Regions from separate parts of the Homo sapiens genome. Here region 2 is linked to region 1. The links are chromatin loops, found by intact Hi-C in ENCODE. Cell type or tissue: gastrocnemius medialis. All regions are shown on one strand.

Region 1 (8,000 bases):
TTGACCTAAGCATTTATTCCCCAATATTTACTGAAAACTGGCTAGCTGCAGGCACCAGGTTAGGGGCTGGATTAGAGATGAGCTCTCTAGTTGGGTGACTCTGAGGCTGCTTACCAAAGATCAGTCATGCCCATCAGCTCTCTTCAAGAGAACACCAGGTATACTGATGAAATACTCCTATTTTTAAATATTATGAACCATCCAGTCCTATGAGTCATGCCTTTTTTTGAAGCATTGCACTTGGCATAGACTGCATAGTATTAATAGTTTGCATGTTGGTAGAATGATTGGTACATTCAAATATATCATTATCTCATTTGATTTTATTCAAGTTGTAATTTTCCACAGCATGCTGCTATAAAGGTGTTTCCTTCTTCTATCCTTTTCCCCTTCTCTTTCTTTTTTTCCTCCTTCTATCCCTTCTTCTTTCCTTTTTTCCATCCTTTCTTCATTTCCTTCATCATTGCCTAGGCTACAGATGATAGGCAAGTAGCTTACAATCTACAGTGGGACACAGACAAACATTAACAACACTGATGTAGTGAATTCCATCATTCCAGAATTACAATGAGTTATGAAAATATGAGATAAAGGTAAGGGATAGGAGAAGGTCACTCTAATTAAAGTTCCATTCTTGAGATCTGATGGGCTTTTTTTTATAAAAGCGTTACCGGCAATGATGGGATGGCTACCGTATTTTTATGTTCACTAGTCCATGGATTTCAACAAGAAGTAAATTTTTCAAGGGGACAGTGGTAGTTAGTAATAGAACATATCTGACACATGTTATATAGTTTCCCAGGCAGAAGCACCTGGTCCATAGGCTGGATTATGCTAAGCCACCTATGAATTTGAAGTCTGAGTCCTTTTATGAAGAGCATGATCAGGACACAACATACTAAAGCTGAAGGATGTCTTGTTGAAGAGAAACAAGTGATTCTGCTGTTAGCATTGATTGCGAATTGACTAAGAGACTAAGTGCAAATCTACACAATCCCTCCAATGAAGAAAACAACAGACTAATGGCTGCAAAATATTTGCTTTCATCTTGTTTTATGAGATATTTCTTAGGAAGGAGTATTCTGTCCAGGAGAAATGAACCCTTTATCATAAAGTGATGCTTATGCAAATAATCTAGATGTGAGAAATACAAAATAGCATTTCTTATAAACCTGGAAAGAGCTAAGAATCTTCACTGTGGAACTATACTGATCATTAGGTTCACATCAAGCAATGAATCTAATTAACTCTTTCAAAATAAATAAATTTTATTATGGCCATGAAGCAAATTTCTAATGTATTTTTGAAACTCAGAAAACTGTTTTGACAATGCCATATAGAGCTGAAGAAAAATAATCATTGGCTCCCTCAGGTGCAGTGGGCTCAGCAGTGGGCCAAGTGTATGAAGGCCGGCTGTTATCTTCATCATATAATCTCGATCTGAGTGAGAAGAAAGAAGCAAATAGCCCAAACATTTATGGAATGAGAGAAGCATACAAGTTAATGTTCTCTTCACTCGCCAGGTGAGTGAAAGGACGTAGGTTTTCTCTCATGCCCTGGAATCCAACACATGAGTTATAAAAGACCAAACAAAAGAGAATAGATGCCACCAGGAATCTTTTTGGAGGAACCGTTATTTTTTACAAGGCGGGTAGGGGAGTAACCTAAGTGCCCATCAATAAAGGAATGGTTAAATACATTATGGTAAAGAGAAAGTGAAATACATCTAAAGAATGAGATATTTTCGTTATTATTGATATGGGAAGGTGTTCAATATAATTACAAGAGAATGAATATGGAAAAATTCTCTGCTATAAAGAAAAAATATATACACACAAGTATCTATGTGTATATATGGTTCTATACATTTATGCGTATATTTGTGTGTGTAGGTATAGAGAGATATCTATAAATAAGAACGCTTCGGGAGCAACAAGCCTATTGGGCTGGAAGCAGAGGGTGAGGCTGGCTCTGGTGAACAGGAATTGCACTTATAGTTTCTCTGTGTATATATATTTATGTATATTAGTGTGTGTATTTGTGTAGTTTGTGTGGTGTGGGTGTGTATGTGTGTGTGTGTCTGTGTGTGTTTCCAGAAAGCCATTAGGATCAATCACCCTTTGGTTAATTTTATGATTAAATAATATTAAATTTGGGTGTCTTGATCCAAAACATAAGTGAAAATTAACTGCTATGAACTCTAAACCTATTTTAGATTTAAGGGAAATTATAATCATTCTCCTGATAATGAGTAGCAACATAAGACCCACAAATGTTTTGAATTAACTCTGATGACAGCATAGGATTTCTTCTGGCTGTTGCTCTCTTGTTAAATCATGTCTGAGGTATCCCTTATACAAAGGTATTCTCAAACATTTGCAATTTTAAATCAGCTTAGACATACCAATGTGAAACCAACTTAGAAATGAAGTCTGTATTCATTTCTCTTTAGATAGAAGACACATAAAGTCCCAGATAATATGTGTTAGCCAGGTGTAATCGAGATCATATTTTATCTTTCTCATTCTTTGTACCTGTGCTAAACCTGGCCCTGGTTAGCTTTCCCCATCTTGTAGGACTTCTAACAGTATTTCAATAAAACCAATATGTGATACTGATTTGCTCCTTGATCCCTGAACAGTGGTACATTTTTAACCATATTTCACTCCAGGCCATCTTGTAATTCCATCACTTGACTCCATGCCTAACTCTAGCTCTCCCTGTCTTCTTTGTCCATGTTCCAGGTAATGTGATTGGTACTACCACTGATGTATGGAACCCACAGTAGACAATGTCATGTTGGATTCTCAAGGCAAAGTGGAACTGGGTATACAGCTGTGGTGATTTTTAAGGGTCAACCTAGCAGAGCTGGAAATATGATTTCCAGAATTGCCTTCCTGTTATGGTTTGAATGAAGGTTGCCTGCAGAGGAATTTGTAAATGACTGGGCAGGTGAAGTAAAACAGTCGTCCTAAGGTTCAGAGAGTTGGAGTAGGGCTCCCAGCCTCACCAGAGCTGGGGCATATTGTCACTGACCCACTGGCTCTTCTTGCTGGGAAGGGCAGCCACTTGGACCCCCTCTCCTCCAGCTCCTCCTGTCTCTTCAAGTCTTAGGCCAAGTCCTGTTCAGAAATGTGGCCTAAGGTGTCACTCCTTCTTCAGATCACCCATGCCATCAAACTTGCAGGCAGTGAGAGACAGAAACAGTACCAATTTGTGCTCACAGGTTCCCATTTGTCTCTACGGGTTCCAGTATGTCCTCACGGATTTCAACTTGTCCTTGCGGTCACCACTTTCTGTCCAGCTTTTCTTCCCAGCCACAGGTCCTGCTGACCTACAGTGACTGGAGCCTCACCACATCCCACAATTACATAAGATGCAGCCCATCATAATCCCCACAGTCTGTGTCACTCTTAGTGGAACTACTTCCCTGACTGAATCCTAAATAACACAAGAGCAACAACGTTTCTCCATTGTTTCGTATGTCGGCTAGGTCTGAGGGACGGGACGGAAGCCCCCGGGGCTGGGGCTCACTCACTCTGTTCTTCATGTAACGCATTCACACCATGTGTATGAGCATTCAGCTTGGCGGGTGGAGCAGTTCGGCATTACTTGCTGGAAATAATTCAGAGCACTTATGACCAGGCTTTGGAACCCAAGCCAAGTGTTCTCGAGCACATCCGTACGGGGAACAAAAGTTTTGTTTTGTCCCCATCGTTCCCTCACCCGCTTCGGATGGGGAAATATTTGAAAAACGGAAGTGCCTATAATATTCTGCTTGTGCTACCAAAGTTCTAATGGTGTTTACCTGAAATGTTTCTATCATTCCCAAACTTTCAGGGTTTCTGTTGGTGATTGGCGAGGAACAGATTGCACTTTCCTGAACTGAAATCTAATGAATGCCACAAAGTGAAAATAAACTGGAGACACTTCAAAAAAGAAAAAGAAAAGAAAACTCACTTCAAGAAACCGAAGCTTTCCTACCCCCCTTCTTTTCCCCTCACTTGCAGCCAACTAAGCTCCCCACACATTCTGATCGTCTCCCTGCACAGTGTCTGTGGTGGTGACAACTGATTCATGTGTTCATTTGCATATCCCCCGGTGCCAGCAGCAGAATACAGAACGGGCCTCCTGTGCCGGCAGCCAACACAGCACTGGCAAATCAGGGAGCTGTCAGAAACAGCTGTCCATTAACGGAGTTTGTGGAAACAACCAGGAGCTGTTTGAAAATGCTAGGTGGTAGAATTTAATTGGAGTAGCAACTGTTCAAAATTAAGATTAAAAGGACCAGTCAGTCAACGTGGATTTCGTGACACCTTAAAAATAACGTTTCAGGTTTGATTAATGCTGCAAGAAGTTTGCACATTTCTCTCCTTTGCTGATAGGGCCTGCGTGCTGATAGTTGATTCAGTGAATATATGTAGCAGTGATAGCTCATGGGCTCCAGAGGTCAGATATCTTATTCTCTAGGCTGAAACCCTTGTTGCTTTAAGGAAACAGGATTTTAATAGGAATCACATGCAGATTGACTACAGGGAGCCAAGCGGTAGTGGAAGAAGCAAAGTTGGCGGTTTTGGAGACGGACGTCTATCTATCCACAGTGTGAGTACGTCTCAGCTCTGAGCGGCCCACCCTATCCCCTAAGCCCTCCTGGCCAGATACAGGAATTTACAGAATACACTCGCTTCCCAGCGGTGAGTTGAGAAGGAAAAGAGTTTTCATGGCCGGTTTAATCCTTGGCTTCTCTCCTGAACATGCCGAAAAGGGTGTCAGATGTTGCCAACATTGAAGCAAAGCGGGGAGTGGGTGGATGGGGTCACTGAAATACGAGGATCCGTAATGGTTTCCTAAAAAGACTTTTTATCCTTCTGAAAAATCTCAACTTTAGCATTCATTAAGATCAGAAAACAATCCTAACATGCCAGGCACAGCTACTTGTAATTTGAAACAGAGTTTGTAACCCCAAACACCACATTTTAACGATTTTTAATTTATGATTGAACTCTAGGTACTCAAGTCAACATTCTCAGTTCCACATTGATGATTCCTATTGTGGTCATTTAGTTTAATTCTTTGACTTTTATTCTTAAATAGATTGTCATGCTACTTCTTATAAACATCCATTTTAAAATTGAAAAGAACATTGAATGCAATTGAGAATGACAGCACATTTAGAGTACATTTAGATGTAATTGAGAGGGAAGGGGGTAAACTTGTTTTTCTAAGAAAACATCAGAGCGGATATACAGTAGGGTCAGGGCAATGAGTGCAAGGCGACAGTTCCAGATAGGTAGTGCACGACAGCCAGGAGAGGAAGTGACAGCTGGTGGCTTTAGTAAACAGATTTCAGTTTAGGATTTTCTGAACATTTTAATATGCTTCTCCACTGTACCTTTTGTTCCCAATTCAATAACAAAGCCGTTTCTTATTTGTTGCCTTGAAGTATCAGATTGGTTAGAAAACAGATATAGAAAAAAAAGAAAGTCACTTGGTATTAAAACAAAACATTTCTAAATATCTGACGCAATGTTATAGTAAAATGGGGGAGGTGAAGGGAAGGGAAGTTCTCCAAAAGAGAGCCTGGTGGGAATGCTTGCAAATGGAAAGACGTGGCATTTCATTCCTCGGAGGCTTTTTGCTTAAATTATGATCTCCTCCCAAACAATGTATATCTCCCAACTTCTACCCAACTGATCAAGAGGCCCAACTGACTGGTAGGGTCTTTAAAGAGAAAATAAAAGCTGTAAAGAATGAAACTGAGTAACACTGAAGGCATTAGTCTTATTAACAGCCAAGCTCATTTCAAAGATGCTGGACATTGAAAGAGATGGTTGTCCTTGAGTCCTGCTGTCTGTGTGGCATACACTGCCTGTCTCAATGAAAAGCACCAATTTGTGTTTGTTGTGAATATCTGTGAATACTGTCTTATGGCAGCTAGTTTTTAATTGTTGTCAGCCTCAAGGGAAAATGTGATTGAGTCCTCCATGCTGCAATAAGGCAAGAGGAGCTGTTCTTTGAGTGAAAACGTTCCCATTCAGCTATAGGGAACGACAGAAATGCTTCAGAATTCAGCATTTCCCTTGCTATTTTTAGTTAAATTAGGCTCACAATCATGAGACAGCGCTGCTGCATTGGCCCATGATATGACCAAAGTAAGCTGCTAACATTTCTGTAGCTTACAGAGATTCTAAGGGAAGTAGTTGTTGGAAAATACTAGTTTTAAGTAAAAAGATAAATGAAATCGAGGAAGAATTAAACATAACGTGATGGAAGCTATCCTTTCATTTCACTAAATTCTACTGAGGGGATCATGGAAAGAATTCATGTTTCAACAGCATCCTGGTCTCGATTTTCAATTTTCTCAATTCTAGTTTGAACATTCAGGAAGAATGCAGATTATGCCAATAGATTTATAAAATGTATGGTTAAGACTTACTCATGCTAGCTCAATTAAAGAGTGGCATATAGTAAAAAATACTGTGAGGATTTTAAGAAAACAACAGTGAAGTAAGTGGAATCAAGACAGGTTCATGGTCTCTCTTAGGACTTTTCCTCTCTTTTCTTCCCTGAGCAACGCGGCCATCTCTTTATGTCCCTCATAAAGCTGGGCCTTGAACGTGACTTGGCTTGTTCCTGTAGCAGGTCACCAAAAATCTGTCTTTCCACACAGGCAGCCCTACTAATTTCCAGGCTTGCCTTGCTATGAAGGGTGGTCCCATGATGTGTTTTGGTCAATGGTATCTGAAAAGAAGTAGCAGCTTCAGAGCCCAGGTTTGTAAGAAGTGGAACCCTCATGCTAGTGGATGGCCAAGCCACAAATGCGCTCGGGGATAGTACAGCCACAAACGGGAAGGATCCTGGGTCCCTGAGCCACTGATGGAGGAAAGCTACCCATGAACTAGAAGCATCTAATTAGACTGCCACACAAGTGACCATAAACTTGTCTTTGAGGCATTAAAAGTTTTCATCAGTTAGTTATTGCATCCTGTCCAAAGTGAACTTCTGCACATGATCCTGAACTTTATAACCCAGTTTCTTTCTGCCACCTGCCATTATTCCTCCAACCCATCTATTCCCCACTCCCACTGATATAATTGACCAGCTCATAGTTTTATTTTAGGCCTGGCAGGCAATAGGTTTCCGACCAGCCGATGCCTCAGCTGCAGTTGCTTGTTCACACTTGACCTAACCAGCTCTGGTCATTGTGTCTAGTCACAGCTGTGGGCCTCACCTGTCAGAGGATAATATAAGTACCACAGGGTGGGAGAGTGAATCCTGGGTGGAGTTGCAGTAGAAACAGTGGGGAGCACTGCATGTCCCTGCTGTTATGAGCTTCCAGCAGAAACCAGACTTTCACAGCTCTAATGTGTAAGACTTTGTGAAGTCAAAGATATCACTGCAAGCTTATAGGAATGTGTTTAACTTCTTAAGGTGAATTCTGAGTTAAACCTGCATGTGCCAAAATTGTAAATGGACCACTACTGCTGTCATCCTCAAATTCCTTCTCATTCCCAATAATAAGTCTCCTTCTCCTTCCAAATGAAGGTGTTATTTTGTCATATATTCACACAAGGAATGTGATCTTTGTCCTTCAGAAGCTTCCAATGTAGGAGGGGCTGTCGGGAGCCAATATCACAATGCTAGGTTTTGTAGGTATAAAGTTGGATGACATAAAGTATGATTTCTGTTCATAATTCATGCATATGACAGGCATCCACAGGGCATGTGCACCTTGCAATCTGCACAAAATGTCATGGAATCCCATGGGTAATGTGCACATATTCAGAGCTATAACTGGTCCATATATCTATAGAGTTTTAGCTCTGGTTGATACATATATATGTATATATATATGAGTATATATGTATATATATATATGAGTATATATATGAATATATGTATGTATATGAATATATGTATATATATGAGTATATATATATATGAGTGTATATATATATATATATATATATATATATATATATGAATGTTCATGTAATGAC
Region 2 (8,000 bases), 59 kb after region 1:
TCCCTTTCTTTTTCTTTCTTTCTTTCTTTCTTTCTTTCTTTCTTTCTTTCTTTCTTTCTTTCTCTCTCTCTCTTTCCTTTCTTTCTTTCACTCTTTCTCTCTTTCTTTCTTTTCTTCCTTCCTTTCTTTCTTTCTTTCTCTCTCTCTTTCTTTCTTTCTTTCTCTTTCTCTCTCCCTCTCTCTCTTTCTTTCTTCTCCCCCCCTCTCCTCCCCTGCCCTCCTCTTCCCTTCCCTTCCCTTCCTTTCCTTTCTTTCTTTGACAGAGTTTCACTCTTGTTGCCCAGACTGGAGTGCAATGGCGCGATCTCAGTCCACTGCAACCTCCGTCTCCTGTGTTCAAGTGATTCTTCTGTCTCAGCCTCCCAAGTAGCTGGGATTATAGGTGCCTGCCAACATGCCGGCTGATTTTTGTATATTTAGTAGAGACAGTGTTGAAATATGTTGGTCAGGCTGGTCTGCAACTCCTGACCTCAGGTGATCCACCTGTCTCGGCCTCCCAAAGTGCTGGGATTACAGGCGTGAGCCATGGTGCCTGGCCCTGTCAAAGGACTTCTAATTCAAAAATGGGAAAAGACTGTTCGTATCCAATCCCAATAAGAATAAAAGACTTTAAATTGCAGCAAGAAAAATGACAGTTACAGATGAGGAAGAACATCTTTAACATTATTTTTGAAAAGTGAAAACGTGGAATCTATTTAGTGGATAGGATAATCATTCAAATGTGGATATTTTACATACCAGGTCTTAGTTCTTGAAACTATACGATCATCAAACAGTGATAGAGTTATCATAGAACCAGAATCATTAATTTGCAATGAAATAGTGCAGCAAGGTCTGCGCTGCTTACACACCACCTTCAAAAACGGGGAAAAAAGAATAAAACAGAAGATCAAAGATTTGTTTTGTTTTATTTTGTTTTAAATCACAAATGCAGGAAAGAGAAGGAGATTGACAACTGGTAGAACTGGCAATAAAAGAGCAGAGTTGTCGAAAGCAGAGGAAATAACTCTTAGAGTACTAATGCATCAAGACATATGAGATGATATTGGTACCTATAAAAGCACAACAATAGGCTGGGTGCGGTGGCTCACGCCTGTAATCCCAGCACTTTGGGAGGCTAAGGTGAGTGGATCACCTGAGGTCGGGAGTTCAAAACCAGCCTGCCAACATGGAGAAACCCCGTCTCTACTAAAAATACAAAATTAGCCAGGTGTGGTGGGGCGTGCCTGTAATCCCAGCTACTTGGGAGGCTGAGGCAAGAGAATCACTTAAACCCAAGAGGCAGAGGTTGCAGTGAGCCAAGATGGTGCCATTGCATTCCAGCCTGGACAAAAAGAACGAAACTCCATCTCACAAAAAAAAAAAAAAAAAAAAAAGGAAAGCACAACAATAGATTTTAGAGATTAAAATGTAAACATTGATATAAAGGGCAATTAATTTCAGGGTTAATGTATAGTTACAAGATGGAGCTAAAGTAATTCTAAGAAGCAGCAAGCAAAACTTTTAAAAAGATGCAAAATACAAAATACAAGAGTTATGGGGGACAGTTCCTATTTCTGACATCTATCTCATAGGAATTGGAGAAAGGGAATCTAGAGAAAATTAAAGTAAGGGAATGGTAAAATAATGATAGAAAAGTTGATCCAGAACAGAAATAATACATGAATCCCAAGTTTGAGAACAGACATCTAGTATCAAGCAGAACGAAAAAACAATTTGATTCTAAACAAACAAAAATGTTCATGGACCTGAATACATTTAGATGCAATTTTAGAACACTAATCAAGAAGGAGGAGAAGATAAATTAAAAAAAATTCAGAAAAACAACATGCAAAGGTAATCAAAGTGTCTTAAAGTGAACAAGAATTCTCTCGACATTAGACTTTAATCAGCAATTAAATCACTAAATGCAAGAAAAGAATGGATAAATATTATCAGAGTCCTTAATAAACCTAACTTGGAACTTATTATTCTATGTCCTGCCAAGATATTTATCAAATATGAGTGCATAGTAAAATAAAATAATACCAGGGATATGGACATTCATAAGCAATATATCTATAGACCCTGTCTGAAAGAAGTACTGGAAGATATAATCAATAAGATGTTAAATGGAACTCAGAAGAAGATATGATTTTTGAAGCATTGAATATTGAAGAACTCTAAGTATAAATAAATGTTGATTTTGGGGAAAGAGGTAATAATCTAGCATGAAAAGACAGAGAGCAGCAATAGGGTAGAGTGAGTAGAAGTACGAATTCAGTATATATAATTGGGCGGACAGTCTTGATTGATGGAAAAAATTTGTCTAGATTAACTATAAAATTTGTGAAAAATATATTTGTTTCTTAACTTTCTGAGTGGCTGCTAAAATAGAAATAAAATATTTCCTAATTAGTGTTTTTTAATTGAGAGAATGAGCTAAATTCACCTGTGTAGAAACAGAAATTGAGTAATAAAATCCAGCTATACACCAAACAACTATTCTTTATACATCTAAACAATGTAAGGCAAAAGAAAACACATACAAAAAAAGCAAAATAGCATAAAACGACTAATGATATTTGCCTCTGAAAAAATTAAAATTCAAGATATCTAAAGGGTACAGTAGTAATATTTTGAATGGATGAAAGGAACAATCCACCAATAAAAATTAGATATCTATTGACAAAAAGAAAAAAAGATGATCTAGAATGAATACTTAAAAAATTCAATTCTAAATAATTAATGGATTAAAGACACCACTTAAACATAATTTAGAATTGATTTAGAAAAAAAAAAATGAGAACATTACCTGACACAGGCTAGTGGAAAGGGACCAAAGTAGTACTTAAGAAAAGTTATAGGATTTTGTATGTCTTTTTTACAAAAACAGAAAGATCAAAGTTAGATGAATACTGTACAGAAATGATAAAAGGAGTTATTGAAAACTATGCATATCAGTGACTCTCATGAACAAAATGTTGAGCAGAAAAAAAGACAGACACATAAGATTACATATGGTATGATTCCATGTACACAAAGAACAAAGCCATCAAAGTCATCTAAGCTGTTAGAAAGTCAATATACTGGTTGCCCTTTGGTGTGTGCGTGTGATGGGGTGGGGAGTGGATGGTTGTTAGTGATTGAAATAGGAAATCAGGTGGAATTTTGGCAAGAGTCCAGTTTTTCATCTGCTTGTTGGTTACGCAGGTGCGTTTAGTTTGTGAACGGTAATCAAGTTGTCCACTTAGAATGTGCATGCTTTTTTGATATGTATGTGTTATATATAATATTAGTAATATATATCACTAACATCCAATTAAAATAAATTTAATTAGCATTCAACTCATGAGGCTTGGAAAAGTACAACAAAGTTTACATTGGTGTTACAATCTAGGCAGACAAAAGGCAAAAACTTTCAAAATTAAGGAAAAAGTACCCAGTCTCTTCTTCCTAGCCATTCAGTTCCTCTCTATATACTATACAGTACACTCATTCATCTGCATAAGGAGTAGGTTCTCTAGATAAAGAATGGAGTGCCAATTAAATGTAGATTTCAGATAAATAATAATTTTGTATTATAAATAAGTCCTATACAATATTTTATTTGCTAAATTGACAGCCTTAAAGATGATGTCCATGAGCATTCCTTGCAGCATTATTGGTAATAATGAGAAGAACTTATATCAAGGTCAATGTTTATCAGTAGCAGTAGGTTATATGGCATAGACGGCATGTTCATACCATTAAATGTTATGAAGAAGGAGGCTGCACCATAGGTACTATCACAGACAAAATCACCAAGTCATTTTTAAGCTAAAAAAAATTAAAGATAAAACCCACACACAAAACAATAATACATATTTGTTTCAGTTCATTTCTATGATTACATACCAATAGCAAAAGGCTTGAAGGATACACAGACTGCATTGGTGACAGTGGTTTCTTCTCTTGAGGGAACAGTGGTGATTGGTGGTTGAGGAGAGGTGGATCGGGGGTGATACAAAGGATACTTTAGCATTATTCTTAGAAAAATGGATTGCATCTTGTGATTAACAGAAACACAAATCAAAGCAATAGATTTATTAAAAATGCATCTTTAAAAGGCAGCCAAGTAACATGTAACCTCATAATGATAAAATGGTGCTTCAAATAGTGCACTCCTTTAAAGCAGCAGCATTGACTCCTGAAGAATAAAACGATGATAATATTCCTTCCCAGTGTTTCACTTTTTGCAATTCACATTTCAGTGTGAGAAACTAGGATATGGCTAGTGAAAGTAATGTGCTACTTTGAATGTGACCTGGGAAACTCATCAGGGATAGTTCAGTCTACTAAAGTACCTTGTGTCTTTTTCCACATATGTGGGTAGCTGTAAAACATTAGAAGAATCAGAAGGCTGATGAGAATGAATTATCACCACTCAAAAGTAAAACATCCAATGAGGAGAAGATTTACACAGTTGGTCAACTGTAGACAAATAAGATAAATGCAAATTATTTATTGATAAACCATCTTGAATCAGTGCCAATGTTGTAAATAAGCAGGGAAGAAAAGCTTCAAGATTTGAAGGAGCAAACTCGATGGCTCAGAGGACTGTCCTTTCCACACTGAGCTTTGAACATGTACAGTATTCAGTCTCCCATCCTTTCTTTCAGAACAGTTTATTGACTGTTCACCGTTAAGTGCTGAGGACTCTGTCTGTGTTGTGGATTCAGCAGCAGAGTCAGGATGAGCACGTCCTCTACTTCCTGAAACTGCTAGTGATGATGTCTTTCTAGTAAATATTACATATGTTAATAACAATTTTTAAAGACTCACAAGTCAAGCTAATCTGCTTCCACAAAAGGAAAAACTAAACTCCAAATTGAGAATACTAGTCATGTTTGAATTGTCAGAATTAAAGGGGAGTGCCAGAATATCAGAGCAGTTAAGGAGACAGATCTTTTTAATCCAAACCTCTGTTCACATGGGCATAGCTTAGCACTATGGTATTTTAAGAAAGCAGTAATTTTAAAGCCAAAAGACTACATCTGACCTGACACAAGTATCTGTCCATTTACTGCTGTAGGTTTATTATCTGGGAACAAAAATGTAAATATTCAGTGCTCTTAATGTATCAGGAATGGGATGAATTCAGAAGAATCCACCTTCCATTTAATAAATGTATTAGTTGTGTAAAGACTGAGATTCAAATGTACTCTCTGTGTAACTTCCCAGCACATCCTTTGCAAAGCCTAAACTTCTTGTGGAAACTCCCGACTTGAAGGTTTATTGTGAAAACTGGCTTGTGATAATGCATACGAAATTACTCTGAAACATATAAAGAAGTATACAGAAGCACTGAATTGTTTTGAATCTGTGAGCTCTCTTCCTAAGTCATGTTCCTGTCTAAATCTGAAACTTTTAACTAGTCTATGGGTTGTACACAGAAATGTATCTACTAGCAGAAAGATTTATAAAAGTAAGTAGTTAATTTTTTAAACTTACAAGTTATGGCAAAACCCTCTTAAGATGTGGTATCTGTTGAACTCCAGCTGTGCACTTATATTTAAAAGGAATCTGCCCTGAGGATTGTGGTTACATAAGACATCTCGTGTTTAATGTTTATTTATAGGTTCTTGGCAAATTCTCATGGAAACTTTTCAATGCCAACTCTACATTGCTGAACCAAAGATTCATAAGATGCTTTTATTTAGATAAATTGTGTAATTCACTGGTAGGTACAAGAAATTTCCTTTCCAAATTAAGTTTTTTTAGCATGAAGTATATATGGTCAAACCTCTAAGGCACTCAGCTGATTTTATAAATAACATTGATACTTCCTCTCACAAAAACATTACCACACATATCATCCACCTATTTAGGGTCCTAAAATTCTATTTAAGCATAAGTGCCTAGACAAGAACAATTACTAGATGGTGGAGGTATTCAATAGGCTCCATTTGATCACTGTGAGCCAAGTCTTCCCCCTCCTCCCTCTCCCCAGGAATGTATATGGATTGTGAGTTAAAAGAGGTATGTTTTCCTTCTGGGTGACAGAACAGGTGTTTCCCTGCTGAGCTAGGTTACCACGCTATATTCTCAGGTTTTGTAATAGCAAGTCCAGAATCGTAACATCCCGCCCTCCTCTTTTTTTTTGCAATACACTGGCTGTTCTTGAAAATTACTTTTCCACAAGAAGCTGAGGCTTTGCAAAAGATGAACTGAAATATTACATTGAAGGTACATTTGAATCTCAGTCTTTACACAATTAATACAATTATTAAATGTAAGATGGGTTCTTCCTGAACTCATCCTGTGCCTGATCCATTAAGGGTACTGAATATTTACTATGTAAAAAAATGAATTTAGTTACTTGTAGTTTTATTTAATGCATTTTATGTGCCTACTAATTGCCATGGGGAGGTCCTGAGGGATTTAAAGATGAATAGAAATGAATACAAATATGAAATAATGTGCCTAAACAAGGGTATCATTGTATTTCCAGAAACTCAGGAGGCTGAGGCAGGTGGATCATTAGAGCCCAGGAGTAGAAGCCCAGCCTGGACAGCATAGCAAGGTGCTGTCTCACAAAATAAAAATGAATAAACATCAAATGTGACACTGGAATGTAACACTTTGAATTTGATTTGATTATGATGTGGAATGACATTTGAGTGTTTTTGTGATTTTTTTTTTTTTTTTTTTTTTTTTTGCTTTTAATAGGGTCCTACCTGAGCAAAATGCCTTAAGGGTTGAAGGAGATTTTCAGGTCTGTGTACAGGTGCACGGACTCAGAAAAGAGGAGGCATGATCTTTGTGCTTCTGAAAGGCACAGCAGACCTGTAAATTAAATTCAGAAGACACACTTGTTGTCTTCCTACCATTACACAAGCAAAACCTAATTTGTGGAAACCTTCCATTAGTATTTGTCTTGATGAGTAGTTGACATACTATTACTTAAACTAACTCCCCTGCCAGGTCTTTGGGAGAATTCTACTCAGTGCCAAACAGTCTGTTAAAATCTTGCTTCCTAAGCCTGTGCATTCCAAACTGGAGAGTGTGAGCAGCTGCTTCCCATGGCTGAGGAGAAGGGACTGCCTTCTGCGTCCTGGCTGCAATTTCATGTTGTTTGCATGGACCCAAAGCCCTCTCATCAGACCAATCTCCTAGCAATTTTCATAAGCCCTAACATATCTGTAGAATGTGAATAGTTCCTCATCACTTTCACATACATTATTTCATTGGAGACACTCCAATGGCCCAAGGAAGGTAAGCAAAGCAGATATTTTTATCTTCACTTTACAGCTGAAAAAACTGAGGCTGGTGGACATTGAGAGTCTTGCCTATTAAAGCTGATCTAAAACTCAAACCCAAAATCTAATTTGGGATTAGAATCAAGGGCCATTCCATTATATCACACTGCCTCTGCTTTTAAATTTGAATTAGTTTGTATATTATACCTTGAGACCTGAGGTAGAGGACAAAGACAATAGAAGATTTTAGAGTGTAATCTGAATCTTTGTAATATCACAAAAAATTCCAGATATAATTTTATGTTATGGGGATACACACACACACACACACACACACACACACACACACACACACACACGTCTTGTTGCTCTATTTCTATTTTATCTACTTCCAGTTTGCCTCTTGAGTCTGGTAGTGGTTTTGACAAAACAAAACAAAAAGTCTTCTAGTAGCCCTGAAATGGAGAGAAATTACCTTAAAGTCATCATTTCTCTGAAAGAGTCACCTTTCTATGAGTTAGGCAGATCAAATTCAATTGAAACTTTAAAAACAGCATTTGATCTTGTTGCAGATTTGTTGCTTCATGAGTCATGTCTTATCAGACGTTTGCTTTTCACTATTGAAAATCACATTTATAAATTTCCACAATTTTAATTAAATCTTTAGACCCTCCTTGTTCCAACATGTTGTTGAGTCTTGAGTTTCTCATCTGTAAAAGGAAAAGTTCAAGTGATGACCTCTAAGGTCTCTCTCGTCTTTACATATCTGCAACTTTTCCC

Evidence for each region. A loop is a pair of places that touch in the nucleus more often than their neighbours do. Peaks named below come from ENCODE experiments on the same cell type or tissue, not always from the same donor. Only the 100,000 strongest peaks of a DNase experiment are listed, where the experiment ranks them.
Region 2: a loop joins it to region 1, with 2.3 times the contacts of the local background. A loop is called at or near these places in 7 of 110 quality-filtered maps.

What each region holds. Positions count from the first base shown.
Region 1 is chr15:97,518,183-97,526,182 of GRCh38, reverse strand. LINC02254 (long intergenic non-protein coding RNA 2254) reads left to right here and starts at 4,372. Exons shown (of 5, transcript NR_120324.1): 1 at 4,372-4,602. In gastrocnemius medialis, no CTCF peak of the experiment used is centred here; DNase peaks (open chromatin) are centred at 112 and 4,122; H3K4me3 peaks cover 1,694 bases; H3K27ac peaks cover 2,376 bases.
Region 2 is chr15:97,458,985-97,466,984 of GRCh38, reverse strand. The region is part of intron 2 of LINC02254 (long intergenic non-protein coding RNA 2254); the gene reads left to right. Among named protein-coding and RNA genes, the nearest start is that of LINC02254, 59 kb to the left of the region's middle. In gastrocnemius medialis, no CTCF peak of the experiment used is centred here; no DNase peak of the experiment used is centred here.